Linked DNA regions of Mus musculus: region 1 is linked to region 2. The links are chromatin loops, found by intact Hi-C in ENCODE. Cell type or tissue: heart. All regions are shown on one strand. Links, peaks and the distances in the headings refer to the core of each region. The heading gives the core; the rest is flanking DNA.

Evidence for each region. A loop is a pair of places that touch in the nucleus more often than their neighbours do. Peaks named below come from ENCODE experiments on the same cell type or tissue, not always from the same donor. Only the 100,000 strongest peaks of a DNase experiment are listed, where the experiment ranks them.
Region 1: it touches region 2 in a loop (2.3-fold over the local background); 10 of 42 quality-filtered maps call a loop at or near these places.

What each region holds. Positions count from the first base shown.
Region 1 is chr11:72,014,735-72,029,064 of GRCm38, reverse strand. Aipl1 (aryl hydrocarbon receptor-interacting protein-like 1) reads left to right here. Exons shown (of 6, transcript NM_053245.2): 6 at 1-348. It also overlaps the pseudogene Gm23226. Among named protein-coding and RNA genes, the nearest start is that of Aipl1, 16 kb to the left of the region's middle. In heart, for the core only: CTCF peaks have their summits at 3,024, 4,451 (motif pointing right) and 5,268 (motif pointing right); a DNase peak (open chromatin) is centred at 4,478; H3K27me3 peaks cover 1,024 bases.
Region 2 is chr11:71,840,294-71,855,932 of GRCm38, reverse strand. It overlaps Gm22927 (a small nucleolar RNA gene), which reads left to right and starts at 7,727; the gene lies at 7,727-7,857. In heart, for the core only: a CTCF peak has its summit at 7,765 (motif pointing right); no DNase peak of the experiment used is centred there.

The DNA of each region.
Region 1 (14,330 bases), core at 65-8,064, 180 kb before region 2:
CCCGTGGGCTACCCGTGCAGCAAGCATAGATTGGGCATCCCTGGTTCAATTAACCAGGTCTTTGATGTCACTTTTAAGCGCATATCCGTATTAAATCACATTAAGACTAATGTCTTAGGGCTGGGGATATAGCTCAGTGGTAGAGAGCTTGTTTAGCAAACCTGGAGCCCTGGGGTTGATTTCTGACACAAATAAATAGATGCACACATAAATAAATGCATTTTGTGAGATCAAAGTCATAGATGCCCATGGAAAATCAAAGCCCCTCCCCCAAACCTCAAATTAACAAAGGGCACAGGACAACTACCATTCCTTAGCTCAGTTGTAATAAACAAACTTTTAAAAAAAGATTTATTTGATTTTATTTGTGTGTGTATTCGTGTCTGTGTGTCTGCCATATGTGTACAGGTACCCAAGGAGGCCAGGGGAGGACTTGTGATGGTATAAACCTAGAATTACAGGTGGTTGTGAGCTGCCCTACCTGAGCGTTGGGAACCAAACTCAGGTCCTCTGGAAGAGCAGCAAGTGCTCACAGCGGCAGAACCTTCTCTCCAGTGCCAACTTAAAAGTATTTTTTACTTAGCACCCACAACCATAATGATGTTTTCAAACAAAATTAGCTTTTCTTTCTTTTTTTTTTTTCTTTTTCCTTTTTTTGGTAATTCTCCCCCTACTCTTTCCACCATGCCTATTTATATTTTTCTGATAGTTTCTCTCTCTCTCTCTCTCTCTCTCTGTCTGTCTGTCTGTCTGTCTCCACACAAGTCTCTATCACAGCCACTTGTATCATGTACCAGTGTTGCTTACAAATGGGGTTCCACTCTTTCCTGGGCTTGGGTATCTGTATTTTGGGGTTTCTGATTCTCTTGGCCCCTTTTTGTCACTTCATCGATAGAACCTCTCTGAATGTCATTGACCTTGGTGACTCTGGGGACTCCTGCCAGCCATCGCTGTGCGCCTCTCTCCCTGAGGGCGGGATGTACTTCCCTTCCACCACGCTGGTGGTTAACATCCACTCTGAGCTCTGCAAACAAATGAGGTCTGTGCTCTGTGCTCAGGATGACTGGAACCTCTGAAAAATCAATAAACAACATTTACATGATTGTGGCTGTGCGGGTGTGTTCCCCGCTGGCAGGCTTTGATTGCAGTTTTCCCAATTCTTCGATCCCCTGATCCCCGGGCCATCATAATGAGGATGCTCCTGGCATCTAGGTCTCAGTGTCAGCCTTCCGAGCCCAGGAGAAAAGGTCGGGCTCTTAAAAATTGACTTGGGTCTGAGTCTTGTAGATGACCCATGTCTAGGGTGAGCAGGAGGCAGGAGAGGACAGAGGAAGGGACCTGCAGGAGCACATGAGGGAGTATCGTGAGGCCATTGAGCCCTGAACTGTGGAGTGGGAGGGAGGACAGAAGACCTTTACCACCTCCTCCAGCAGTGCTGCCCCAGGAGAAGCCTGGATGGTCCACACCACCAAGTACCTGCATGGCAGCTCTGAAGTGGCTAAGGGGCCTAGAAAGGAGCATTACTGAAGGGCCAGGAGTGATGGCCTCAGACTTCCCCTTTCCTCTTCTCCTCTCGCACCTTAGGGCTGGGGAATCAAGAACGAGCTGTATCTTACCTATAGTAACTATGGTTACATGATTTTCTGGGGTGCATAAAGAAATGTCTATTCACCCCAAATAGAGATAATACTGGCAGACTAAAAGAGGATTCTGCTTTGTAGACCAAAGCGAGCATTCTGAGGTTACTTAGATAGCAAGGGGCACTCAAAGGCAGCTTCTCTATGGGGAAGTCCCCTGGGCATCTATACCACTGAAGAGTCTCACTCCATTCAATTGTTTACCTCAGGGAAGGGAGGGGCCCTTGATCTCCTGAAGTCTGTGAGTCCCTCTCCACCCAAGATGCTAACAATTCCAATCTTGTGAAGGTCTCTTGGGAGTGAGTGACCACAGTTCAGATTCAAGATGGCAGTGGTCCCATCCAACCTGGAGACAGCTCTCTCTCTCTCTCACACACACACACACACACACACACACAAACACACACACATCACTAGATCCTTCCCATGCAAAGCTGCTAAATCCTGGCATCATCACCATATCATGACAGTCATGAGGAGCCTGGTTAGTGTCCAGTCTTACTTTGTTGAAAGCAGACATCTAGACTCTCCCTCCCAGGGCCTTGCCTGGGTTTGTAGCTGGAGGCCCCATGTTGAACCTTGATCCACTGGTCTGTGAGTGGTGGCATCAGACTGTCTGTCTGGGAGGCCATTTGGAGCTCTCCCTCCCCCTCCCACCTCTTCCCTGAAGGCAAGCACTCAGGCTTACTTCCCATGCTCTGAGTCTGCGCAGCTCTTGGCCTAATTTCGACCGCTCTGTTCCTTCTGCTGTTCTCATTAGTGAGAGACTGTGACGAGCAAGGAATCTCACCTTCCCTCTCACCACCAATAAAAATATCATCTGAGGATCAGCCTGAGTGCTTGTGTTTCCTCAGCCATGTCAAGGCTGTCGGCTCCCACCTGCAGGGTAGAGGTGGCGCGTGCTGCGTGCGTGCGTGCGTGCGTGCGTGCGTGTGTGTGTGTGTGTGAGTGTGTGTGAGTGACTGATATGTCTCCCCCAGTGAGAACCATGGGCACCCCTTGAAAAATTCATAACCATGCTGCCTGGTGAAAGTTAGTAGTCCAGCCTGCTGCTGGGCAGGAAAGGGAGACACAGTGTCTATCTGGCTGGGGTCATGACTACAGGCCTTCTAGCCCCTTCTGGTGTAGCCAATGAGGCATCCAGACCCTAGGTAGGGAAGGCAGAGGTTTGTTTTTGTCTTTCAAGACAGGGTTTCTCTGTATAGCCTTAGCTGTCCTGGAACTCACTCTGTAGACCAGGCTGGCCTAGAACTCAGGGGCTTGTCTCTGCTCTCTTGCCTGCTGGAATTAAAGGTTGTACACCATCACCAAGAAGGTGGAGGTTTGGGTTAATTGAGTTCCACAAAGCTTACTGGTGGATGGAACCCGTTAGCTCCCTCTTTCGGCAGATGGCTGTAAATACAATTTCTGCAGCTCTGCTCAGCCTATCAGTGCTGTCCACAATGCATTCATGTTCATTAGAAGAAAAAAATGTGTGAACGTGAATGTCTTCTCACCATCCTCGGAAGGACACAGGTACCAGAATCAGATGGCCAGGAGCTTTGTTTGCTCTACCTCCATTTGTGTTCAGCTGGGTTCTGCGCTGTAGGATTCGAGATGTCCTTCACCAAGGCTTCTCATAAGCCATGCAGAGAGTCCAGGCAGGAGCTGACGTGGCCATTCCTCTTTTCTGAGCATCTATCTTGAGTCTTCCCTCCCTTCAGACTATTTTTTTTTGTCACCCAAGAAGGGAGAGTTGTTTTTGTGATTTTCAAGGGCCCTCCTCATGACAAAGGAGGTAAGCTTGAGACCCAGGGAGGACAGGGGTATAGGGCTGCTCCAAGACTGAAGGTCTGGGAACCGGGAGTGTTGCTGTGTAATCCAAGGCCTGGGAGTCAGGACAGCTGGAGTGTAAGTTCTATGCCCCAAGCCCGAGACAGGCAAGCAGGAGGGAAGGTGGACTTGCTTGTTCTAGTCAGACCTTCAGCTGACTGGCTGAGGCCCACCCACAGGAGGAAGGTAATGTGCTGTGCTCAGTTGGCTAATTTAAATGTCAGCCCATCACAAATGCCCTCATATAGATGCCAGGGATAATGTTCACCAAACATCTGGCACCTGAGGGCCCATTTAAGTTGATACAAGAATGTCACCTATCAATTCTGGAGGCTAGATGCTGACTATCAAGGCATCAGTGGGTGGAACCTCTAAGGTTTAGAGTGAGAAGCTCGATCTTGTCCCAGGCCAGTCCCCTGAGTGTTTGCACTCACTAGTGTCTTGAGTTCTAGACACACCGCTGTCTCCACACTTTCCTTTTAGAGCATTCTGAAGGCCCTCACCTGAGAGGGTGTTACTGTCACGACGACGAGGCATTTGTCTTTCATGCTGCATGGGACAAAACAGGACAGATTAGATACAGAGTAGGCTGGGCATGGGGCTGGACTATGGTCAGTCTAGGCGAGGACAGGGTTGGGGTGGGGTGGGAAACCTATATAGACCAGGATGTCTTAGGAGAAAAGCTAGGTGCTCAGACAGGATCTTGGAAACCAGTGAGGAGTCTCTGAGAAGGGAAAAGATCAAATCAGCTTTCTAGAAAGATCTTTCTGTGGCAAGTTTGAGCTTGTATTGAAGGAGAGAAGCATTGAGACTCCTGCAGTAGCTCAGGCAAGAAACAGTGCTGCCAGAGAGGAGACTGGTGAGGTGGGTGCAGCTAATGTGGCAGAGAGGCTTGGCACTGGCTGTTGCAGTTGTACACAACACCACACGCAGAATCCCAGCCTTCCCACCTTTAACCTCATTGTGTCTACTTTAGATATGTGCAGTGCTTACCGGTTCCCAGTAGGTGGCAGGCAAGGGATTGAAGAAGGCACCTCTGTCTGATTTGCATAGATCCCAGGCTGACCAGGTCAGAAGCCGGAGTCATCTCAGAAATCCCATGGATTTGATTTTGAAGGACAGGACTTGAAGACATCCAGTTCTGACTCTAGACAGTACCAGGGGTCAGAGTCAGTGACAGCCAGATGATCTTGGAACCCTGTGCCTTTCTCTCCAGCTGAACACTATTCATTAAAGCAGTTTATAAAACCAAGGGGCTAGGGCTAGGGGGTCCCTGGTTAAGGTAGAAGGATGGGAAGTGTCCTTTGGGCTGGACATCCAGACAGTTTGGAGGGATTGAGTTTCATTCTTGGTGCCCTAGACAAACGAACCTGTCAAGGTTTCCCGGGGTTCTGTCTTGTAGGCAAAGAAGAGGCTCCCCTTTCAGCTACAACACAGGCTTCCTGTTCCTCTCTCTAGTTTATATTTTATTTTTACAAACCTCGATAGTTATTTCTGTAGTTTCTGTACAGGTTTAAACTCCCACCCCATTTGGCTGATGACAGTCATTCTGACTGGGGCAAGAAGGATTCTCGAGGCTGTTTCAATGATCATTTTCCTAAAGGCTGGGGATGCCGAATGCGTTTCAGTCGTTATGGACCGTTCGAGTTTCTGTTTTTGAGAAGATGTGTTCTTTTTAGCAGCTCATTTGTTCACAGGGTGATTGTGTTTCTGGAGCTTTTCTGCTGAGCCCCCCCCGCCCCCCCCCCCCCCCCGCCAATCATGTTCCTCAAGTAGCCTGCAGGGGGCACTGTTGCATGCTGGCATTTTGGACCTCGATTCAGCTGATTTTTATCTTTTCAGTTTTTTACAATGCATCTCCCACTTTGCAGTGAGAGGTCTGACGGTAACCTATTCGGAGCCGGGGTTTATGGCAGCAGGCTTCCTGGCTTCAGACTTGAGCTGTCATTCCTAGCGGCCTGGTCTCTCACAACTTGACCTGTAGCATTGTGCTCCCAAACTCTGCATGGTGACATGTCGGTGATTTCCAAAAACTATGTATAACTGTTCCTCTTTGTTTCTCTTGGCTGTCCCCTTGCCTCCGACAAGGGGGTCACTGTTGCCAGTCTGTGTTACATTGGCTATAAATCACTGATGATAATGATCAGCCAGGGGTCCCCTCAGATACCATAACCTGTCCTCTGTCTCCACATATAGGGCCAGAATAGAATGGAGGCTAAAGAGCAAGGAATAGTCAGACAAGCCTGGGTTCCTAACCAGCTCTCAACATTTACTAGCTGCATGGCCATGTGCGCGCACACACACACACACACACACACACACACACACACACGCTCAATTTAAAATCTAGATTCCTTAGGTGAAAGAACACGGTGTGATGTTTTTCCTCTCCAAGTCTGGCTTGTTTCAATTGACAAAATGATCTCTGGCTCCATCCCTTTCCCAGAGAATGTTATGATTTAATTTTTCTTCCCAGATGGATAGAATTCCACCATGCATAGGGGCCACACTATCTTTATCCAGTCATCTGTTGAAGCACCCCTAGGGTGGTTCCATTTCTTGAATAGGGCAGGAACGAGCAGGCTCCTTGTCTGTTGAGGTGTGTGTTTACCCAGTGGCATAGCTGGGTCATGTGATAGTTCTATTTTTAGCTTTTTAAATACATGTATTTACTTCAGATGGAAGAAGGGACTTGCCACAGCACATGTGGCAGTCAGAACAACTTGTAGGGGTTGCGTCTCACCTTCTAAAAGGCACCACAAAGCCGACGGCAGTGCCTTGCCGGTCCGTGTTATTAGGCCTAAGGGCCTCGTCCATTCTTGTGAAGGACTGTGTTGACTTTCTCCCCTTTCACACAACACAAATGTTTACTTTTTTTTTCCCTCAGAAACTTCCATATTGACTTCTATAATGGTTACATGTGTTTACCTTATAATCAGCTGTGTGATTTTGTACAATTTGCTTAACGTCTCTGAGCTGCTGTCTCCTTTGTACACACAGGACTCTGACTTTTGCTGTTTCATTGAAGTACCTCGATAGGCTGAGCATTGTGATGCACAGCGTCTGCTTCGCTTACAGTGACCTTTATGTACAGCACTCTGGGCTCACTTGTGAGCTCACCTTGCCACACCTAGCATCCCTAGCCCTCTGTCTTCTCAGGTGTCCTCTGTATCCCCAACTCCTTAGCTTTAGGTGAGAGCAAACATCTCAGCTCCCTGCTCTGCCAGCTCCAGAACGAGGGAGCTCCAGCTTCCTGGCTATGGAACTCGCCGCCTGCTCTGTCACTGTGCAACCTGTCACCATTGTCCCCTTTCTGTGATAAATATTCCAAGTGGCCAGTGCACAGTGTTCGCTTCTTCCATAGCTTCTCTTTAGGACCCCTTTGGGGGAAATCGAAGCAAGACAAGTGACATGGACTCCTAGCTTGGTATTCATTCTGTTAGTGACTTCACATCTGTCTCGTAGAAAGGCCGCTGTTTCCTGTTCTGGGAAGTCACAGCTTTGGCTGATAGTGTGTGTGTGTGTGTGTGTGTGTGTGTGTGTGTGTCCACTGCATAGGAGCTCCCAGAAGGCTGCTGTCCTGGGATGTGCAACTGGCCTGATGTTCAGAGGGAGGGAAGATCCTGAAAGACATCCTTTGGCCCTGCAAGAGCAGGAGGCTTGGGAGAGGGTGGTGGCAGCCGCTTCCCACATTGTGAGGCAGTCACAGGGGATACTTGGGCCAAGAGGACTTATTTGATGGAATGGCCCTCCTCCCCAGGGTGTGGTGGTCGCTCACTAGCAACTTCTTCTCCTAAGGGGACCACCGTGAGGCTCTAGAGCCAAGTCACCACAAGAAGGATGAGTTTATAAATGAATGCATTGTTAGGTCTATGTAGATCAGGCTGGTCTCAAATGTGCTATGTAGCCAAAGGTAGTGCAGGACTAAACCCAAGGCTTTTTGCACTTTAAGTAAGCTCTCTGCCCACTTGCCCACTGAATGTTGTATGGAGGCCCTATATGAGGTTATATATATATATATTGCCTATCTGGTCTAGGTATGGAGGCTTTGGGTGTATCAGGTGAGAAGGAGTGAGACTGTTTCTTGGTCTCAGTGGGACTGTGGGATCCTGTGAGGAACTGATTCAGGTGAATAGCCCAGCATGTCCCCATCTGGAGGGGAAGGTAGCTTTATATGAAGCCATACACACAGAAATGTTATCGAGACAGTCAGTTATCCTAGCCATCAGAGGTCAAGGCTAAGAATATTGGAAGTTTGAAGTCAGCCTGGTTGACACAGCAAAACCAAATCCAGAACTCACAAAGAGGGCCAGGGAGAGTCAGAGGCATCAGGGCTCCCTGCACAGTACATGTGAGTGATCTGTAGCAACGGCAGAATGATAGAGAGTTTAGGAGGCAGAGTGCAAGTGCTGATAAGCACTGGAGGGAGTGGGGGAAGAGGAGGCCATGGGTTTGTGGATATCTGTCCACGGAGAAGGGGAGCTCTCAGCCAAGCTAGTCACGTTGTAGGGCAAACTTGCTTGTGGGGAGGGAAGGGAGGCAGGGGGACAGGGAAAGGAGAAGAGAGTAGGGTTAGGAAGGGCAGTGATCTGATCTTTAACCATTGTTTGATAAAAGGGGCCTGCTGAGTACAAAGCATCTGCTCACCCACAAGCCCCTGGGCCATTCTCCTGTGCCCACCTCCCATCTCACCATAAGGATGGGAAGTTTACAGACAACACTCGCACATTCTGTGCATTCTGGGTTGTCAGGCTTTTGGTGGTCTCTACCCACTGAACCACCTGGTCTACTCTGCACTCACTTCTTGAGATGCCTCTTACCTCATGAGGCGCTGAGTGAGGGCCTTGCCAGGCCCTCCTCGCTGGAAACACCTCTGTTATCTGCTGCTGGAAACCCTTTTCTCTCTTTTTACTATCTGGCTCAGCTACTTCTTTGGGAGCTCAGTCCTCGTTATTAAGGAATAGTGAAGCTTTCTATGGTGATTTGAATGAAAACGGTCCCAACGGGCTCATAGTGGCACTATTTGGAGGTGTGGTCTTGTTGGAGGAGGTGTAGTCTTGTTGGAGGAAGTATGTCCTTGGAGGGGGGCTTTGAGGTTTCAGATGCTCAAGCCAGGCCCAGTGTCATTCTCTCTTCCTGCTGCCTACCAATCTGGATGTAGAACTCTTGGCTTTTTCTCCAGCACTGTGTCTGCCTGTGTGCTGCCATGCTTCCTGCCATGATGACAATGGACTAAACCTCTGAACCATAAGCCAGACCCAATGAAATGTTGTCCTCTCTAAGAGTTGCCTTGGTCATGGTTTCTCTTCACAGCAATAGAAACTTTAACTAAAACACTCTGTGATGAGCATGAATAAGGTACAAGCATTGTCCACGTACGAATCCCTAGTACCTGTGAATTAGGACATCTATAGGAAAAAATACGTATTGGGTTGTTAATGAGCTGATTTAAAAATGGGAATATTTCCCTGAGTTTTCTAGCTGTGGCCAACATGCATTGAGAGTCTTTAAAAAGGAAGAGAGAAGGAAGAAGTAGTCACATGGAGGCATGGGAAAGACTTGGCTTTGAAGATGGAGAAGGGGTGTAGCCAGGCTCTAGATGCTAGACAACCAAGGAAAGAGTTCGCTCACTCCAGCACACCTAGGTACCAGTAGGAACCCAACTCTGTCAGTTCCTTGGGTCCTGTCTTGGACTTCTGAGCCCCAGAATTGTATGACAATAAATGTGTTTTGTTTTAAGCCACTGGTTGTCAGTTGTTATACCAGTCACAGAAAGCCAACATGTCTCAGTAGTGCATGAGGTTTCTGTCTTGAGGAGAAAGAGTAACCTGCATGGATCTCAGATGGGGAAGTCTATCGCTGAGCTTCCAGGGTCTTGATCCAAAGTTTAGCTGGCACTTAGCAATCAGGAGCATCCAGAGCCAAGTCAGGGTGAAGGTTGGCTTAAGTTTCATCCCACAGTGGATTCTATTCTAGTTTCTCTATCTTCATGGACCACAGAAACAGGTCGTTTTCATTTACTTGACCTATCTGCCTCTCTTCTTGCCCTCCCTGAATCTTTATTGCCTCACTTTTCCTTTCCTCTTCTTCCCTCTCCTTCCCCTCTCCCTTTCCTGCTTCCTCCTCTCCCCTACTCTTCCCTTCCCCTCCCCTTTCCTTGCCCTCAGCTTCCCTCTCCCATCCCTTCCTCCCTCTCCTTCCCTCTCCCCTCCCTCCCTTCCCTTCTTCTTCCTCTTCCCCTCCCCCTTTACTTCCTTTCCCTCTCCCATCCCTTCCTCTCTCCCCTTCCCTTTCCCTTTATTTTCCTTTCTCCCCTTCCCTTTCCCTCTCCCCTCCCTCCTCCTTTCTTTCCCTTACCCCTCCTATCCCTTCCTCTCTCCCTTCCCCTCCCTTTTCCCTTCCCTTTCTTCCCTCCCCTCTCCTCCCCCTTTTCCTTCCCTTCCTTTTCCCTTCCCTTCCTCTTCCCTTCCTTCCCTTCTTTTAAGACAGGATAGAGTTCAAGCCATCTTCTCTCTGTGTAGCTCAGGCTCTGGCCTCAAACTCACCATCCCCCTGTCTCAGCCTATCATGTGCTGGCATGCAGGCATGCATTCTCACACCAGATTTTGTATTTGTATCTCCCTTCTTGTCCGTTCAGTTCCTAGCTGTTCGTCTATGAACCATTTTACACCCCCAACGTGAGTTTCCTGACTCTATTCAAGCCTGACACTTTCTGGGGAGTTCTGACATTTGCACTCAGGCTGCCAAAAACTCAGATCAACAAAGCCACTTAAGTGCCAGGCACAGCAACCCAGTCAGCCAGGGTAGAGTTGTGTCAGTATCATGGTGACAGGAAGGCTGCTGTGCACCATTCCCCACCCCCTACGTGTCATCCAGGTTCCCTTCACAGTCTAAAACCTTAATTTCCATTTATCTTTGGAGCACTCAGGGCATTTGAAATAAAAAAGAGAGAGAGAGAGAAGAACGGCCATTGTGTTGCCCAGGGGATTCTACTGTGCTCAGTCAGCACTTCTGCTTGGTAGCAAGAAACAGTGACCCTGCCTTGAGCCCATGCTCGCCAAGGCCTTGCAGCCTACCCCAGGGTCAACACAAAAGTCAGAGCCATGACACCGTTTTGCCTTAGGCAGTATAAAGTTTGTTTATTGACACTGTTCTTAGCTTTGGGAGCTGGAGAGATGGCTCAGCAGGAAGAGAAGCTGGAGAAGAAAGTAAGGGCACCTTCCCATGAAAACCAAGTTGCTCTGTGAGTAAATCTGAGTGGAGAGGAGGAAGCGTCTAATTAGAATGATAAGGACATCCCCAGCCCGCTCCCCCTTTGTGCTGTATTGTTCAGACGGATTTTATTTTTCAAATTGCTAGTTTAAAAAGACATCACTTGAAAGGTACACAAAGATCAGCCCTCAGTTTTCAATTTTGGCTCCAATCTGACTGTAAGGGAGCATCCATTGCCAGTGGTGGTCCCCCCTCCCCTTAGTCTGCTGCAGTGGCGTTAAAAATCCACTCAGGGAGGGAATACATATTCAGGTTTGTGTGAAGAAAAACCAAAATGACTAAGTGCAGTGTGAACCATTTAGAGAGAGGAGAAGCTGGGCCAGAAGGGAGGAACCTGGGTACCTGCTGTTCCTTACAGAGTGGTGAATCACAGGTCTGAGTCTCCTGCAAAAATGCCTGCCAGGCCTTCGCCGGATGGTTGAAGCCTAAGTCATAGGTGGGCTTGCTGTGTAAGTGTGAGGCCGCGCGTGAGCGCCATGAGCAGCATGTAACTCTGTAACCACAGTGTTGGGAATGGGGAGAAAGGGGGATTGCTGGGGGTTCTGGCTTCAGTTGAATTGGTAAGTTTCAAGTTCAGTGAGAGACCTGCTTCAAAAAATAAGATGAGAATTGACAGAGGAAAACACACACACACACACACACACACACACACACACACACACAGAGAGAGAGAGAGAGAGAGAGAGAGAGAGGTCTTTGTTCTTGAAAGAGTGCAGAATTGCAGAAAAATATACTACATTTATTTCTAAAATATCCTACCTGGCAATTAGCGTGTAATAAAAGAAAGGGTGCGTTTAAACTGAAGCAGCTCTATAAACAGATACTCAAACATTAATTCTAATTTAATTGCTTTACTGTGGGCACCGTGGAGATTTCAGACCACGGAACAAGCATCTTCTGTACACTCGTTTAGCTGAGCAGCATGCCAAGCACTGCCTTGGCTGAGTGACTGATGCACACACCACCCAACCGCCAACAATATACCCTCTGGCAGGCTCGAGATCCCCAGCTTCTCCTGGGGCTTGGGACAACTAACCAATGCTGTGGGCGTGGCTGCAGAGGCCAGGTAGCTAGCACACGGAGGTAAGGAATCAAAGCTGTCTCACGGGACATCATTTTAACCTCCCCCAAACCAGTTGTCAGTTTTGTTACAAAGCCTGGAGCTGCAGACTTCAAGCGCTGTCTATTCCTGTCCCTCGAGAAGAACAGACTTTTCCTCCAGACCCTCGTTCCCAGCTCCTTCACACTCCCATCCAGCTGGCACAGCGGGAGTCACCATTTTGTCTGTTGATACTTCCTGTTTGTGCCATTATGACTCATTTCTGAGCTAGAGATACAGGGCAACCCTTCTTTGCCTGTCCGTGATTGGGGCTTTCTTCTTCTGTTTCGTTTGATCTCATCATGTCTCCATAGCTTTGAACAGCGGGATAAACTGATGGGTCCCACATTGCTATCTCTAGCTCACGCTCCTCCTCCAGTCTCCAGACTGCGTGGATATCCTGTCATCTACTCAACACACCCATCTGGCCATCTACTCAGTTCCCAATCTCAGTACTATGAAAACACAACCTTGTATCCTCTGCCCACAATGGCTGATGCTCTCCTCATCCCAGTTCCCAGAGCGCCACCTGCTGGCTGTACAGAGGGTGGGGGTGCGGGGCGGGGTGGGGGGCTCTTTCTCCCCTGGCTCTCAGCTCCTCTACATACCCATTCAGCTTCTGCAAACACCACCCATTATCTGTCTATCACCACCTCTCTCTGCTGTCCCCTCAGTTCATGTCCCATTGGCTCTCCTTGCCAGATATCACAGAGTGCCCCCATAACTGGTCTCTCTCTTCACCACTACTCCCTGACAGTCCATTTCAAGACAGCAGTTGAGCAGTTCTTTTGGAATAGGAGTTCAAGTACAGAGGCTCCTCTGGGTTTTTCTGTGGCCATATGAGTCTCCACACTGACGCACAAGGCCAAAGGCATGGGGGGTGGGGAGACTTTCTGACCTTCTGGGTGCTCTCCTGTCTTAGTTAGGGTTTCTATTGCTGTGAAAAGACAGCAGGACCGCAGTAACTCTTATAAAGGAAAGCATCAAGTTGGGGGGGGGGGGCATGCTCACAGTTTCATGGTGAGGAGTACACCAGCACACAGGCAGACGTGATGCTGGAGAGGTAGTGAGGAGTCAACAAATGGAACCTCAGGCAGCAGGAAGAGAGAGACACTGGGTCTGGCTTGAGCATTTGAAACCCCAGAGCCCACCTGAGTGGCATACTTCCTCCAACAAGGCCACACCTCCTAATACCTCTTAAATGGTGCCACTCATCAATGACTACCAACGTCCACTCCCTGGCCCCTATAGGTTTGTAGATATATCATAATACAAAAATGCCCCTAGTCCAACTTCAAAAGTTCCCATAGTCTCTCACAGCTTCAACATTGTTTAAAGTCTAAAGTCCACCTCTCCCTTCTCAGAACTTCCTCAGTCACTCTGCCCTACTCCTTCCAGATACCTACAGGGCTTCCCTGTCCTGGGTTCAGGACTTTTCCAGCTGCCTTTTCAGATTGCTCTCCTTGAAGCCCAGCCTCCATCTTCCCCTTGCACTCCCATCCCCATGTCATTGTCCCCCTAACACTAACATTATCTCTGACTTATCACCCAAGTTCTTGAACGGTGGGTCATGCCGTGTGGGGTCCTGTAATCAAATGTGGGTGCGGGCTGCAAACAATTTGGCAACAATAAAAGTTTCTGAATATTCAACAGTCAAGTTTAGTTCAAAATCAAATGCTCATTGAATCTGAGGTGCTCCTGGCAGTGCTCAGCTGCCTTGCCCACGTGACTTGGCTCTGAGCACATAAGAGTTGTAGTGTTCCATGACACCAACCAACACTACTCCACCCCTGGCTCGGATCTGAGACTGTTGTAGATTCTGCACTGCAGTGTTTCAACTGTGCATATAAAGGGCTCTGTCTGCTCTTATGGAAACACAGAGTTTTGCTCACAGAACACAAAGAATGTTCGCATTTTCTGATCCTCTTCCCTTAGCATGTGCCAAAGAGGTGTGGTTTGGAATGTATAGAGTTAGAATGTTTACCTTAAAAAATAAAATCTCTCTTTGAGTGGTTGAGTTGAATTCTGTTAAAAAAGAACTTGTCGGATGAAGTTTGGCTTCATTAGGACAGAATTCCCAGCAATCTTTGAGGTGTCCTTAAATATTGGCATTTTGGGCTATGTATTTATGCCAAGTGACATTCTCAGCATTGATTGTAAAACGCTGATCAACTCTGAAAGATCTTGAAGACGCCCTGTGTCCTGCACTATCAAAAATTCAGTCAAGATTTCCTTGAGTAAAAGTAAGCCACACATCCATCATCAGTGTGCAAGCTTAAACTGTACACACCGATAGGTTGCCTCAGAATAAATGTCTTTATAATGCATCATCATTAAATGCCTCATTTGCATACCTATTTTACATGCCTATGGATCTGGCTCCTATCCAAGTTTCCTGGGTGAAAAGAGGTCATGCTTTGAAAGAATTTAAGAGCTCCGTACTGATGTGCTGCAGGTCCCGCTGGCTTCCAAACTGCCCACCTTGTTAGGAGGTACATGCAGGTAGATGT
Region 2 (15,639 bases), core at 4,626-12,625:
TCAATTTCAATTAAAAACATACATTTTTTAAAAAAGAGGATGAAAGGGTTGGAGAGATGGCTCAGTGGTTAAGAGTGTGCATTGCTCTTGCAGAGGATCTGAGTTTGGTTTCCTTGCCCACACCAGGTGACTCACAACTGCCTGTAACTCTGCCTCTGGAGAATCTGATGCCCTCTGCTGGCCTCCTAGACACCTGTATTCATGTGGACAAACCCACACAGACATACACATAATTAATAAAAGAATGAAGTTGAGGCTTGACCTAGAGCAACTAAGTGTCTTTGTAGGCAGTAAGTACTGGTGCTAGACTGGCTCGAGACTATAGAGGGGAATTTTGCACATTCATTTTCTGGTATCTCTCTGTACATGCATTCACAAGTGTCCTGCAGAGCCAACTGAAGGGAAGAGCATACCATTGACCAGGTCAGGAAACCAGAATTGATACTCACAAAGTCACCTGAAGGAGGACAGCTTCTTTCGCTGTCTGTTCTTGTTCTCCATTCTCATCTGCTCTATAGACAGACTGACTTTCCTCGTGACTTTAAATAGTGGTCATGAGGAAGAATGGCTTCCTTCTCATTTTATTTACATAGTCTCTATTCCTGCCAGCAGCTAAGACACCACCAGCATCAGTCACTTGCAACTACAGGCTCCCGGTAGTGGGAAATGGTTGGTGTATTTTGAGTCAGCTTCCCTTTTCCTACAACTAGCTGAGACAGTGGCTAAGACTGGTGTAGGATAACTCCACTGGCCCCTGAGTAGGTACAGGTGGTGACAGAGGGGATGAGCTCACAGATCCTGGGCCCCAGGTGGTGCTTAATTATTTGAGACTATTGTGAAGCTATTTTCTCTAAATGGAAACACTTCCTCCCAGAAGGACTGGTGGAATTTCCTAAGCTAAGAGGCCCAGGAAGCTAAGAAGCTACCTGCCTCATACATCTCCTTTTTGAGCTTACATATGCAGTCAACACTTGCTAGGCAAGGGGAGACTCTTTGGTGGAGCTGCCTGCAAGTTGTGCAGGGAGCTGCAAGGATAGCTCCAGGGATGCAGCTCTCATGAGTTATCCTGATGCTGGAGTGGTCCTCTTGGAGATGTTCCTGTTGATTCAGTAAGCTAGACTTAGGTGGAATCTCTCTCTCTCTCTCTCTCTCTCTCTCTCTCTCTCTCTCTCTCTCTGTGTGTGTGTGTGTGTGTGTGTGTGTGTGTGTGTGATTAGTCTCCTATCTGGGTTAAATAGAACTTGTTTATATCTTCCCAGAAAAAGTCACACGACTGAGACAAATCTGGTGACTCTTATGTTCAGGTGGGAGATAAGTATTAGATAAATTTTAGAAATACCTTCTTCTGCAACTATGAATGATCAGTGGTAGTTGCAGCAGTGGTAGTAGCCTGCTGTCTAAGGAGAAAGACCTCCTGTTTGGCCTTTCTGGGGATGAGGGGAGAAATGAGGGATCCACGGAGCATCTTTCTCACTATCACTCCATAACACTAATGGTAAGTTCCCTTGGGGATAGTGAAGCAGCGATGTTGAGTGGATTTCTTCCCTCCACACAGAATCACCCAGATCTTCTCATTTATTTATTCGGCAAACATTGACAGAGTTCTGAAGGGAGCAGCGTTGATTTGTAGGGCAGGTGCATTGAGATAAACGAATGTGCTCTCAGAGGGATTTTTCTAGTTCAAGACACAGATGTGCAAATGCTAAGACAAATGACATCTGGAGGAACATCAGTCAGCATTATCCATTTCTAAGACTCAGGGATGAACTTTGGGTAAAGGTAAGGGGAAAAAAGGACCATTTGGAAGGATATGGAATAGGTTATTTGGATTGAAGGCTAATCTGTAGCACAGGCTTTGGGATACACAGTGCAGTGAGCCGCTCCAAGGATGGAGCAAGCAGTAGAGAATGGACATCATGTCTGGGCTCTAGGTTCAGGAAGAAAGTATCTCTAGTCTCTGACCTCTTGGCTCTCTAGCTGACAACTGAAGGCCCTGCTGGTGAATTCTATGAGCCTAATTTGGGTTATCCTCTGGCTTTTCCAAATCTTCTTGGCTGATGATACTATCACGGCAGACCCACCAGGAAAGGGATAGAAAAATAACCCACAAAATGAGACCAGGTAGAGAGATGCTGGGTGGAACTGGCTGAGACCAGTGGCTGCCCTCAGGACTTATCCTTCTCTCCTTTCATATTCAATGAAGGCTTTAGGAGGATTCATGGCCACCTAGAAGAAAGGCTACATATGCCATATTCCCTGAAGCAAGGCACACTGTATATCCACCCAACAGCCACTGGAATTGAAAGGGGAGTGTCATGTGGATGTTCCCAGAACATTTCCCTTACAAAGAGCAATATTGCCTCTCCTGTCATGAATCAATGAGCCAAGGCATGGATGGTTCTCAAAAGACGAGTCCAAATGGCTGATAAACACATGAAAAAATGTCCAATGGCCTTAGGCATCAAGAAAATGTAACTTAAAAATACATTGAGATTTCATCTCCCCCTAGTTAGAATGACTGTCATAGAAAGGAAGAAAAGAAAACCCAAATATCAACAAATGCTGGGGAGAAAGTGGCAAAAAGGGAACTTGTATACACTTCTCATAGGAATGTAAATTAACCCAACTGCTACAGAAATCAGTATGGAGGTTTACCAAAGAAAATAGACCTATCAGATGACCAAGGTATCAGGTATATCCTCTTAGGGATATTATGGAAGGATTATGCATCAACATATCACAGACAGAGATACCTGCATCTGTGGGTTTTTTCTTTGTTTGTTTGTTTTTTGCAGCACTATTCACAATAGCCAAGCTGTAGACTTGTCCTTGGTGCCAGTCAGTGAATAGATAAAGAAAATATGGTGTGTATATATATCCAGCTCTAAAGGAGACAGATGTATCCAACTGGGGACCATCATATTGAACAAAATAAGTCAGACCCAGGAAGACAAATATCACCCACTCTCTCTCATTTGTGGATCCCTGAGTTTATAAAGGGAACACCACTTCTGTACATATGGAATAAGGGTAGAAGTGAACTGGGGACAAAGGAGACTAGTAAGGAGGGATGGGGGAGAAAAGGCAGGGCATGGTGGTGACTATGATCAAGGCACATGGCACAATTATATGCAACCATAATTATGATAATCACTAGTATGTATAATAAATATATGCCAACAAAAAGGAGCAATGTTCTCTGTTTCCCTCCCTTACCCTGTCCCCTCTGACCTACTGTCCAGGAGGTAATGTACTGGCAGAGGTTCTAGCATCACCTTATATCAAAAGGATGAGAACCACACCTTGGGTCCAACTGGAAGTTGGAGAAGTAAGCTGGACTTCAGAGGATAGGCCATTCCAGAAGACATGCACATTTTTTTTTAAAGCTGTGACTGTTTGGGGAATTCTTACTTGCAATGGAACCAACTCTTAAGTCACATGCAGAAGAAACCACCAAATACCTATCAGCAGTTGTTACAATTTGCAGTTGGAACCAGGAAGACAGTGTAACGGACTACCTGGGAACAGTAGACCAGTCCTGGAAGGCCCCAAATCCATCCTGGTTTTGCATTATGTTCTTTAGCCTTGGCCCTTGGTCTCCATCAGCCTCTTCCAGATTTGTAAAAGGTGGCATCTAGTCTGACAACCTAGTGTCACCATGTTCCATGCCTCGAGCATTCAAGGCCAGCCTCTGGTAGGTTCCTATGGACACAGTTCTAGCTCAGGGCTTCATCTTGCATGAAGGGGATGACGAAGTCGATGTCTGCCAGGGTGATCCTGTTTCCATTATGCTGAAGACTAGTTGTTATAAGGTGCTCTCAGAGGAAGTGACTTGGGGTGTCTGACAGGCAGGCGTGGCTGGATCATGACTTGAGGGGAGGCAGTGAGAGATGAAGCTCTTACTATCTCTGTCTTTACCAAGCACTCCGAGGACCCCTTGTGTGGACTGGATTTAGCTTTGGTTCTAAGACAGCAAGCTGTCAGAGTAGGCTCATAAGCCACTTCCTCAGTGTCCATGACCACCAGACTGAGACCAATATAAACACTGCAACATGTCCAAGTTGGGCTTACTTTGCTTGGCATCACACGACAGCATGAGAGTCTCTGAAGAAAGCCCAGGAGATGGTATTGGGAAAGGTGAAGCCCTGTTGCAGGAGAGACACCAGCATTCTGAAGATTCCAGGACCATGGTGGATAGCCACCAAGGACAGCAGCAAATATGGAGTGGAGATGGCCTGAGCTTGTAAGACAAGCCGTGTGTGCTACAGACCACAGAGCTGGAGAGGTGGGAGCTGACCAGGCCCTTTGGAAAGCAGAAGACTGTGAGTCCCAGGAGTCTGACACTGACCCTTAAAATTGCTAGACTTTGTGTTTACTTTAATTTGATTCTGCTAAGCTTCCACTTCTCTCCACGACATCTTCAATCATGGGGCTTCTATTTCAGCTGAGGTTGCACCTTCACTCAGGCCCTCTTCTCTCCTCTCATGGTGCCAAGCCTCAGCTACTCTTCATGCCTCCTTCATGCCTCCAAAACCAGTTGTACCTGGAAATTTTTATACATTACCAAATGCAGCTGCCAGCATGAGATGCAGTTGCCCACCAGCCCCGAAGCTCCTGTGTGCTGACCCCAAGGGAACATTCCCAGAGGACTTCACATCAGTGATTCTGGTGCCTTCTTAATCTTTGTTATTTTTCCAGCTTCAGTTAGTCAGCATTGATTGTCCCAGGAAAGGAACAGTTTTACTTTAGTAGTTGTTACTTTAAAATGTCAATGGTTGAGGCATGCGGGCCAGCGGGTGCCACTACAATGGACGGATATGCAATGGAGAGGTGGGAAAGACAGAAGAGTGGAGCAGTGCTTGCACCATGGAGAGAGGCAGGATGGGTGATGGGTATGAGACAGGTCATTTTTCAGTGTGGTCAGAGGGGTGGTGCACGGCAGCACACAGACGTGGACTTAGTCCCTGAACGCCCTGGGTCTGGGTGATGACAGAGGCTGAGATGAGGAATGGTTTTCTCTCTGGATTGGAATTCCTTGAAGGAATTCCCATGTTACCACCTAGTGCCATGCAGATGCAATGGTATATGGTGCAACCCGAACCCATATTGATATCTGTGAGCCCTGCTGTTGCCAGGGTAGAGCAGATATACTGATGTGACTAGACTGTGCTGCCACCTGACGCCAGGGTGATGACAAGAGTCCAGGCTGCTTCCAAGGTCCTTATCTGGGTCTATGGTCCTATTACAGCTGGCCCTGTTCATGGTCTGTATTCTCACCAGAAACCACGAGGAAGCCCATGATCCAAGTTCCAGCTGACTGTAAAGAGCAAGGAAGCTACTTAGGCAGTGACATTGACGACTGCAACTGCACAATTGAGAAAGAGGGACGTGGAGAATTCTGTAATAACCCCCACTTCCCTACCCCACCCTCCACCCTGCAAAAAAGTAACAGCCTAAAAGAGAAGCCATCAAAGAGAAGTCTTAAAAATTGTGATAGGGATGCCGAAGTGTAGCTCCCACAACTGATGGCTTCCGGCAGGGGTAAAGGGTGGAGAAGGACTTAGCTTTCTTTAGAGTGCAGGCTACTGGGAGTTTGATCATGCTCCAATGTGTATATAGGCAACTTGATTTTGTTGTTGTTGTTGTTTTGTTGGGGGTGGGACACAAGGGTTTAGGGGGGCATACATGGAAGGACTGGGAAGTGAGTGTGATTGGGGTGTATAAGGTGAAATTCCCAAAGAATCAATAAAAATATCTTGAAAAAAAAATCAGTGATAGTCCTGAGAGAGTCTTTAAGAGATTCTCAAAACTTCCCTCTGCGACTTCACAAGCCTGGCCACAGTCATGTGTGTTGTTCTCAGCAATGTCTTCTAACTATCCACGGTAGTTCATTAACTTCTAAACACATACCAGCGTTTCCAGCCCCAAGTTCAAAGACTACCACAATCTTTCCAAAAGTATACGATCAAATATGTCACAAAAATATCTCATGAACTGTACCAATTACTATCTTAGTTTGGACTTTAGAGCTGTGATAAAAGGAAAACCATGACCAGAAGCAACTTGGGGGAAAGGTTGTTTATTTGATCTTTTAAATCTCAGGTCATACTCACTCTATCACTAAGGGAAGCCAGGGCAAGAACTCAACATTGGAACCTGGAAGCAGGAGCTGATACAGAGGTTGTGGAGGAATGCTGATTACTGGCTTGCCTGTCATGGTCATGGGTTGCTCAGCCTGTTTTCTTAAAGAATCCAGGACCACAAGTCATGGTGACACTGCTGATAGTGAGCTGGGTCCTCATACGTCAACCAATAACTAAGAAAATGCTATCACAAGCTTGCCCACAGTCCAATGCAGTGGAAGAATTTTCTCAACTGAGTTCCTCTTTCCAGATAATGTTAGCTTTTGTCAAGCTGACAAAGCAAAATCAACAAAACCCCAAAGGCAAAATAAAACAACAACAATTACAAAAACCCAACCAGGCTATGCATGAGAACCTGCCTGGAAAAAGTTTGATTACATGCACATATACAAATTTATTTGAACCAGAGAAATGGAGAAGATATTTGGGGAAATGGTCTGAGAGCAGACCACAGAAGAAGTTTCAATACATTCAGAATAATCTTCATTTCTGACAGTCTGTCTCTGTCTCTTGCTGTCTCTAGCAGTCTGTCTGTCTGTCTGTCTGTCTGTCTGTCTCTGTTTCTGTCTCTCTTTCTCCCCACCCCTGACACACAATAAAATTAGTACTCAACAACAAAGAGACGGTTTAAGCTTTAGCTTGGAAACTAAAAGGGATACTTCTAAATTACCCAGGGGTTAGAGAAAAAAATCACAACAGAAGTGAACAAAAAACATGTGTAGAAAATTATGAAAGCATTGCACACCAGGCTTGTCTGGTGCTGTCTCCTTCCCTCCTGATGGAGTAATTTATAGTCCAGAATGGAGTTATTAGGGAATTTAGAACAGCTGCATCTAACCCACAGCCCAAGCAATCAACTCAACAATCTTAAAGAGAAAAGGAAACTAGGAAGAATAAAATAATAAAGATAATGAGGACAACAGGCCCAGAACAAAACAAATAACAGCATACAAACCATGAAAGAAACACAGCAACAAAAGCAGCAGTGAGATGCTCCCAAGGCCGTGTCTTAACAAACCTCCATAAGATGGTCCAGAAGAGGAGCTGGAAGATATAACTGAACTATACTCAGAAGAAGAAAGCCTACGGGGAGACTAGATATGTCCCAGCTGCTATCAATGTCACATGCTAATCAGTCTGTAAACCTGGACAGTGTCCCTTAGGTTCTACTTGGACTCCCCTGGCTCCCGGCATAGGACTCTGGGCATGTACCATAGAGATGTGAAGAGGTTGCAGAGCTGACTTCACAGTCTGGACAAGAGCAGTTTTTTGTTTTGTTTTGTTTTGTTTTTGTTTTTGTTTTTTTATCTTGGGACCTCTTGCTCAATCATAAGAAAAGGGATTCAACCAAGTAGAATTTGTTTCCATGTGAACCACAAAGCCAGGGAGTGTGATTAGGAAAAGGTGAGACCAGGAAATCAGAGAGGAACAATGGTCAGATTGCAAAGCAAGAGATCAGTAGATAAAAAGGGTGGGGGTGGGAAGTCGTCGCTGGGGGACGATACCTGCCAAGGTAACAAGTCAGTATAAGTGCCATTGATCACTTTTATGACTGTGTGGCTCCCAGTCAATTATCTAACCATCCTGCCCCAAGAGGCATTGTAGTGTGACTGCTGTATCACATGTTTGTCAGTAGGTGGCAGAGAGGAGAGCGGCTGTGTCTATACTCAGTATTCTGACCTACAAACATCTGAATGAATAATAGCCTAACATTCCCCCAAAAAAGCTAGCCTGAGACAACCACCAGTCTGATGTCAGGGATCCTAGATAGGGAGCTAGCCTGAGGTGACTACTAGTCAGGTGCCAGGTAGGCCCAGATGGGCTTCCAGGATGGGGAGTTAGCCAGGAACTAGAAGAATCCTACCTGGGACCGTGGATCCTGGGCAGAAGTGAGCCTGAGATAGATGACCCTGGCAGGGGGGCGGGGCATTCATGCAGACTGCGCAAGGAGGGAGCCAGAGATGACCACCAGCCCGGCACCATGGGGCCTGGACAGAGAGCTAGGCTGAGATGATCACCAGTCCAGCACCATGTAGGCCCGAGGGCACAGACCATGGATAAAATAACCCCTGCCCCAAACCATAATGCATGAGCAGAGCATAGCCCTCCTGAGACCACTCCTAAGTTCACCCCAGACACTCATAGACCCCAGGTACCACTAGAAGGAACAAGTAAGTGGTGAGAGATGGAGGAGAAAGAGAAACAGAAGGATGTGCGCACAGTGATGAGAGGCAGGACTGGAGACTCGAGGGTAGGCGGTGGTATGAGTAGCCTGATGTGAGTAGCTGGTGATGCTATCTGGGACCATGGTGGGATCCTGGCCTGTGCTGCCACCAGGGGCTATGCCAGGGTCTGTGGTCCTGCAGCAACAAGGATCTGTTACCACCAAAAGCCAGGCAGACATCCCTGGTCTGGGTTGCCGTCTTGGGACATGTTGATGTCTGAAAGCTGTGCAGAACAGGGCCCACTCTTCACCTGAACAACATGGGAGAGCTGGCCCTGGCCATAATACCCAAACAATATACTTGCCTAAACAAGTTAACCCTGAAATCATTTACAAATGAGTAGCACTAAATGGACTGAATAGTGTGGTGTGTGTGTGTGTGTGTGTGTGTGTGTGTGTGTGTATAAAACAATGTGAAAGAAGCCACATTTCCAGAAGGAACAAGAGAAGGTATATGGGAGGTGTTGGAGGGAGGAAAGAAAAGGGGGGGGGGAATGATATAATTAAATTTTAGTTAAAAACACAGAATAATTAAAAAAAAAGACATATCCTGGTACCAGGGAGTGTACCAGTGAGGGGATTTTCATTCATTCTCAATTTCCCCTGCTGTGTGGCACCAGCACCATGTGCATGTCTGTCTGTGTCTATATAGGGCATGTGTGTATCTATCTGTATGTTTAAATCCTGCAAGCCATTAAATGCAGAGCAGTGGCTCAGCACAAATTCACTCCAAGGCCATGCTCATTAGCATCTGTCTACTATGTTTATCAGCATCCATCTATTCTCTAAACAAGAATCTAGTGGAAGAATATTTACCTAATGTGGCTAATTAGCAAGGAGCTTTCTGTGCTTGGATAGCTGCTGGGAATGAAGCATATCTATATCCTCCAACCACCAGCACTGGGGAGCCGGCTGGCCTTGGCTGCTTTAAAAGCTTCAAAGGACACAGCTGCTGAGTGTAATTTCTCCGTAACTCTGCTTCCTGCGCAAACAGCCCCCTTGGAAGACTCAGAGACCTCCAGCTCTGATAAGTCTTAATAAAATGTGATACAGAAAGTCAATACCCTGTTGAGTGAGGCCTCTCTTCCTCTTTTTGTTAAAATAACTTCTTTTTAAAAAGAAACAAGTCAATTCTTAGAAAGCCGGGTTGATAAGTCAGCATTTCTGCACTGATTGCTCTGCACGGCTTCATCTCCATCCAGGTGGACTCACGTGACACCTGAAGCTCTTCTGAACCAACCCCTCTGCCCCCTGACAGGCCTCTCTCCCTCTTTGGCAATGGTAGGACTGAATGAGTTGACTTTCCAACCATTCAGGGACACTTGATAAGAGTCAGGTTCAATGGTAGGCATGCATATATCCACTGGATGGTAAGCTATGTGCTTAGTCCTCAGGGGGCAGGAGAAGGTAAGTGAACAGGAAGTCAGGAGAATATGATGTGTGTTCTGATTGGTGGATGTGTGTGGTGCTTTAAAGGTGGAGGACCTATGACCATGAAGTAAACTCAGTGAAGAATCCATGGGTCAAGAGATATTTCAGCTGAGTCTGGAAGGAAAGGTGAAGTTCTTCTGATGAGCAAAATAGAGAGGAACGTGCATGCAGAAGGGACACTGTGGTATAAGGTAGAGAGGAACGTGCATGCAGAAGGGACACTGTGGTATAACATAGAGAGGAACGTGCATGCAGAAGGGACACTGTGGTATAAGGTAGAGAGAAACGTGCATACAGACGGGACACTGTAGTATAAGGTAGAGAGGAACGTGCATACAGAAGGGACACTATGGTATAAGGTAGAGAGGAACGTGCATACAGAAGGGACACTGTAGTATAAGGTAGAGAGGAACGTGCATGCAGAAGGGACACTGTAGTATAAGGTAGAGAGGAACGTGCATGCAGAAGGGACACTGTGGTATAAGGTAGAGAGGAACGTGCATGCAGAAGGGACACTGTGGTATAAGGTAGAGAGAAACGTGCATACAGACGGGACACTGTAGTATAAGGTAGAGAGGAACGTGCATGCAGAAGGGACACTGTAGTATAAGGTAGAGAGGAACGTGCATACAGAAGGGACACTGTAGTATAAGGTAGAGAGGAACGTGCATACAGAAGGGACACTATGGTATAAGGTAGAGAGGAACGTGCATACAGACGGGACACTGTAGTATAAGGTAGAGAGGAACGTGCATACAGAAGGGACACTGTGGTATAAGGTAGAGAGAAACGTGCATACAGACGGGACACTGTAGTATAAGGTAGAGAGGAACGTGCATACAGAAGGGACACTGTAGTATAAGGTAGAGAGGAACGTGCATACAGAAGGGACACTGTAGTATAAGGTAGAGAGGAACGTGCATACAGAAGGGACACTGTAGTATAAGGTAGAGAGGAACGTGCATGCAGAAGGGACACTGTGGTATAAGGTAGAGAGAAACGTGCATGCAGAAGGGACACTGTGGTATAAGGTAGAGAGGAACGTGCATGCAGAAGGGACACTGTGGTATAAGGTAGAGAGGAACGTGCATGCAGAAGGGACACTGTAGTATAAGGTAGGTTCTTTTTTTTCTTTTCTAGAGCTGAGGATCGAACGCAGGGCCTTGCACTTGCTAGGCAAGCGCTCTACCACTGAGCTAAATCCCCAACCCCATAAGGTAGATTCTAAGGACCTTCGCATATTTGATAAACTTCTGGGGGTTGGGGGAGCACAGACACATCACCCCTGCTTGGCAAAGAGTAAACATGTAAAACCTGCTCACTGGCAGAATGGTTAGCTTGTCACTAGAGCCACCAATTGGCAGGCTCTTTGGTAGAATCTGCTGATGGGAAGCATTTTTACAAGTGTGGACATCTTTGGCAACACCATTGTCTTCTCCTCTACCCCCATCACCACGATCTTCACTTTCTACGTCATCATCCTCATTACTATTATCTGCTCCTTTATCATCATCTCCCAATTGATACTATCACTATCACTATCACTACCATCACTCTGTCATGACCCACCATCTCCCATCACCAAAATCTCCCATTGCAACTATCATCACTCTCACTCCCATCAGGACCATCTCTCCATCGGATCCATTTCCTTGCATTAGAACCATCTCTCCATCACCACTATTACCCATCTTTACCACCCGATGGGTAGATCTCTCTTCTGAATAGAAAACATTTTCTCCTTAAAGGAGACTTTTTAGACCCAGGCGATGAGCAATACTCACAAGGATCCTCCAAAAGATTACAAAAGCAGTAACAATTGCTGAGAATAAGAGACTCTCCAAATAGCCTAGCTGCCTGCACCTATGCACAATCAGGCATTCAGTCTTTATGAGTTGTCATCCATGCTGGAGCAGATATTTAATGATGCAGCTGCCTTTGAGTCACTCATGCTCCCGTGTAAACCCTCACTCATATTTCTGTAAATAACATCAACAAACTCGCCACATCACTAAGCTAGATTTGAGTGAAACTGTTTCTGTGGTCTGTCATGAGTGCCTTGAGTAAACAGGCAATTGTTCATATCTCTCCAGGAAGAGTCTCACGTCACCGCCACCATCTACTGCATCATCATCTTCATCAGCACCATCATCACCATCATCTCCTGGGCAGGTAGGTCCATAGCTCTTCCCTTTCCTTGTTCTTGCTGCCTCACCAAGGAGAAAGGTCTCACTAGGTATGAAGTGAGGTTAAATGGTTGAGTGTAAGTACCTTGGTCTCTCTGGCCACAGTTTCTTTGCTGTCTAGCCTGACAATGCCTGAAGGCTGTTCTCCCCCCTTCCCAAACTCCCCTTGTAATATCCTCACTTGGATTGCCATGTGTTACAATCTTCAATTGTGTTAGAAAACCAAATTTTAGTCAAAATTTCAAGTCCATCTTTCTACCACATCTCATAGGGGGTGAAGCTATTTTTTTTATATGTTTCCCATTTATTTCTCAATTTCTTCAGAGCCCAGAGGAGTGTATACATGACATACCACTTAATGTACATGAAATTTCTATAAATTTTCTGGAATTGTCAACCACTGTGTTTATTGCTCATGGGTCACTTGCAGCCACCCAAGAACTCTACTAACCTTGTCTGGACTCCTTATTATGACTGAAAGCTGGTTGTGATGAACCCACTACACCAGAAATATAAGCAGACACAATTGTGTCTTCTCCCAATCTCAGAATTTATTGAATGACAATAAATTCATCAGCTACTTTAGTTTTGTTTTCTAATTTGCTGAGTAGTGTCTATTTTTCTTACTAGCTGATTGAGGCAAACACAAGCTCTTTTACTTTAGTCTAAAATATGAATATTAATTCAAATCACACATTGCATAGCCCATAGGTTACAGCAAGGTTAAGTTAAAGAGGCTGCAGGAAAGTTCAGAGTTCTGATGAGGCCTACAAGGAGAGCTGAGAGGGGTGCAGAGGGGAGCTACAGGAATTGGAAAATGAACATGCTGGAGGTCTTTTGGGGGTATATTTACAGAGTCAGGACCAAGGCACAGAACTAAGATAAGCCATGTGGTGGAGTTCAGCTGCTGAAGTAGGTTGGGTATGGCTGTAGAGGCTATAGAGATGAAGGGCTGGATCAGGTCAAGGGGAATGAAAGGGTCAACAGTTGAGTGGAAATTTAAGTAGGTCACATCAACAGTGGGTCAGAGACAAGCAGAAACCTCTGGACAGTCAGGAGTTCTCTCTTGGTCCATTGATACACATACTGGGTGGCCAGATGACAGCTTGACAGGGCCCATTCCTATCATATATTTGAAGTGGAAATTTCTGGTTTCTTTGGAAACTCATTATGTCATATGGTGTTTTGCTGGGGCAGACACAGGTGAGAAGATGTTCCACTGAAGCAGACACGTGCAAGGATGCACGATGTTTAGAAAGAATATAAATATGACCACAGATTCTGGGACAAGGCTTATGCTTTAGTTTGCACAGCTTCACTAGTCTCCGCTGATGATGCTCTAGCACTGATTGGCCTTGCACTACGTCTTTGCTGCTCATGACTTTATAGAGAGTAACGCGCCAAAGAACTTCTTGTGATACTCTGGCAACTTCTTGCCACTTCTGTGGACTTGGGCCGATTGGCCTTGCACTTTCTTCTGGATCGAACTGTCATTGTTGCTGATTCATGAGTGGTGATTGCCCAGTGGACTGGACTGTCTGATAGTTCAGTCTATTGCTACCCTCCTGATATCCTGACAACAATGATTGGAATTGCCCCAAAGAACTATTCCTAAACAGGTCCACTTCCCCCATGTCCTGATAACCTTTTCTCCCCCACTATCTCTGCTGGGTGGTAGGCTAGAAGGGGGGTTGAAGAGTTTAAGAACCCCTATTAAAGCAGGTTTTGAAAAATCTAAGTCTACATATATTTTCTTCCTCTTCATGGGGTCCATGTAGAGGCATCACAGCCTTTCTTTGGTTTGATGAGTTTGATAAGTTCTCTGGCTTCATGTGTATGTTCATATGGTCACAATTTATCCTGATTAGTGTATAGAAGGCACTCTTCTTACTTTTAGGAGTAAGGTGTTTATCAGTCAGTGCCTCGTAGGTGGTGCTGAGCAGATGGTGCACGTGTATCCACCAAGGTGAAGGGCCATCCCTTCTCTGTGCTGGCACTCCAAATGGAGTCAAAAGCTGCTTATAAAATGGAACTTCTTAGGGCAAGGCACAGCCTCAGAAGCCACTGTTTCACACAGTGTGGACTAAGTTAGCCCGAGGTCAACACTGGTGGGATGGCAACTAGTTTTAAATGGCTTCTGTTCTCCTTTGTGTGAAACCCATTCTCTGCAGGCAAGCCCAAACCTGTTCTCAGCATCCTAGCAGACAGCAAGAGGAGAGGATAGAAATAATGGAGGTTTGGACAGGCACAGCATCATTCTGCACTCGCTTGATTGAACATAGCAAACTGTTAAGAATTCCTGAGTTCTGTGAGGGAGATGGACTTCCCATTTTCAGGACAGGAGCTTCAAAGGCCTTGGATAGAGGGGAAAAAATGAATGGGCCTGATTCTCATTTAGAGTTACATCCCACGTCAGCACCATGAACGTGGCATCTATGCTATCAACAGAATCAGCACCCCCATTTCCTTAGTTGACCTCTGTCTATGGTGGCTTGTGATGTCACAACATGTGATGGATGTAAACAGGCATCATACATCCTTAAGAGAATCCTACAACATGGGTGAATCACTTTTACCGTCTACAGGATGAAATTGAGATCTGACAGGTTTTTGGTTCTGGCTAATGTCCCACAGCTGGGCTGTAGGGAGAGCCAGGCTTCTCTGCATCCCACCCCAGAATGGCAGATGGCTGCCTCCTCAGCCTCAGCAAATTGAGGGTGGGGCTGTCTTTTGCATCCTCTATAGAACCAAAGGCTTCCTAAATCGAGCCTCTTCTGGATCCCATGGCTCTGTTCCCTGAGATGGGGAGGCTGCCTGCTTCACCCCTGAAGCTTAATTAAAATGAAGATGAAGTACTCTCCATGACGGGTCACGCTTGGTGGCAGTCACTGTGCCAAGGACCCGGCGGGCCTTCTGATGTTGAGCATCCTTTTCCAGCCTCTGCACTGGCTCGGCTTCCTCCGGGAGCCTCATTATAATTCCTTTGGTAATTAAAACAACAGATGTTATAATTAAAAGGCTCCTCATTAAATCACAAATAACTGAAGCTTGAGGTGGGGCCTCATGGAACCATGTCACCAAGTCACCTTTAGAGGGAATAAAAAGCAAGTGAAGGGGGATGGGATTACAGGCTTAGTACTGCAAAAGGCAGCCAGGCAAGGAGCTCATGAGATACCTACAGAGCTGCCTGGGGAAATCCCACCAAGGCTCTGGGCTCCCAGGGAAGGATGGAGTTGGGCCCCCAAAGCCCCCTTTGGGTAGTTAAAGGAATAGACCCAGTAGGAGGAGCCTTGGGGATATGCTCATTGCTTCCTGAGGGAGCTCCCAACACAACTGAAAACTTAGCTGAAAAAGGGGGAGCATGCCAGAGAGGATTTCAGGATGCATGGTTCTTATTTTGCCTGGGCCACTGACTTCCTCACTGTCCTTGAGCAAACCTTGTCACCAAGCCACAGCACCATACTCTGGAAAATGTTGAGAACAACATATTGGATGTTTGTAAAGCCTCCAACTCCTGTTTGGAGGACAGATGGGCATGATGCATGAGACCAGGACTGCTGGGACTTCTGGGAAGTGCCTCTAAACAACATCTCATGGAGGAGCCATTAAAATACAGCTGTGGCCCACAGACAGTTTCCCATATGCATGTGTGATG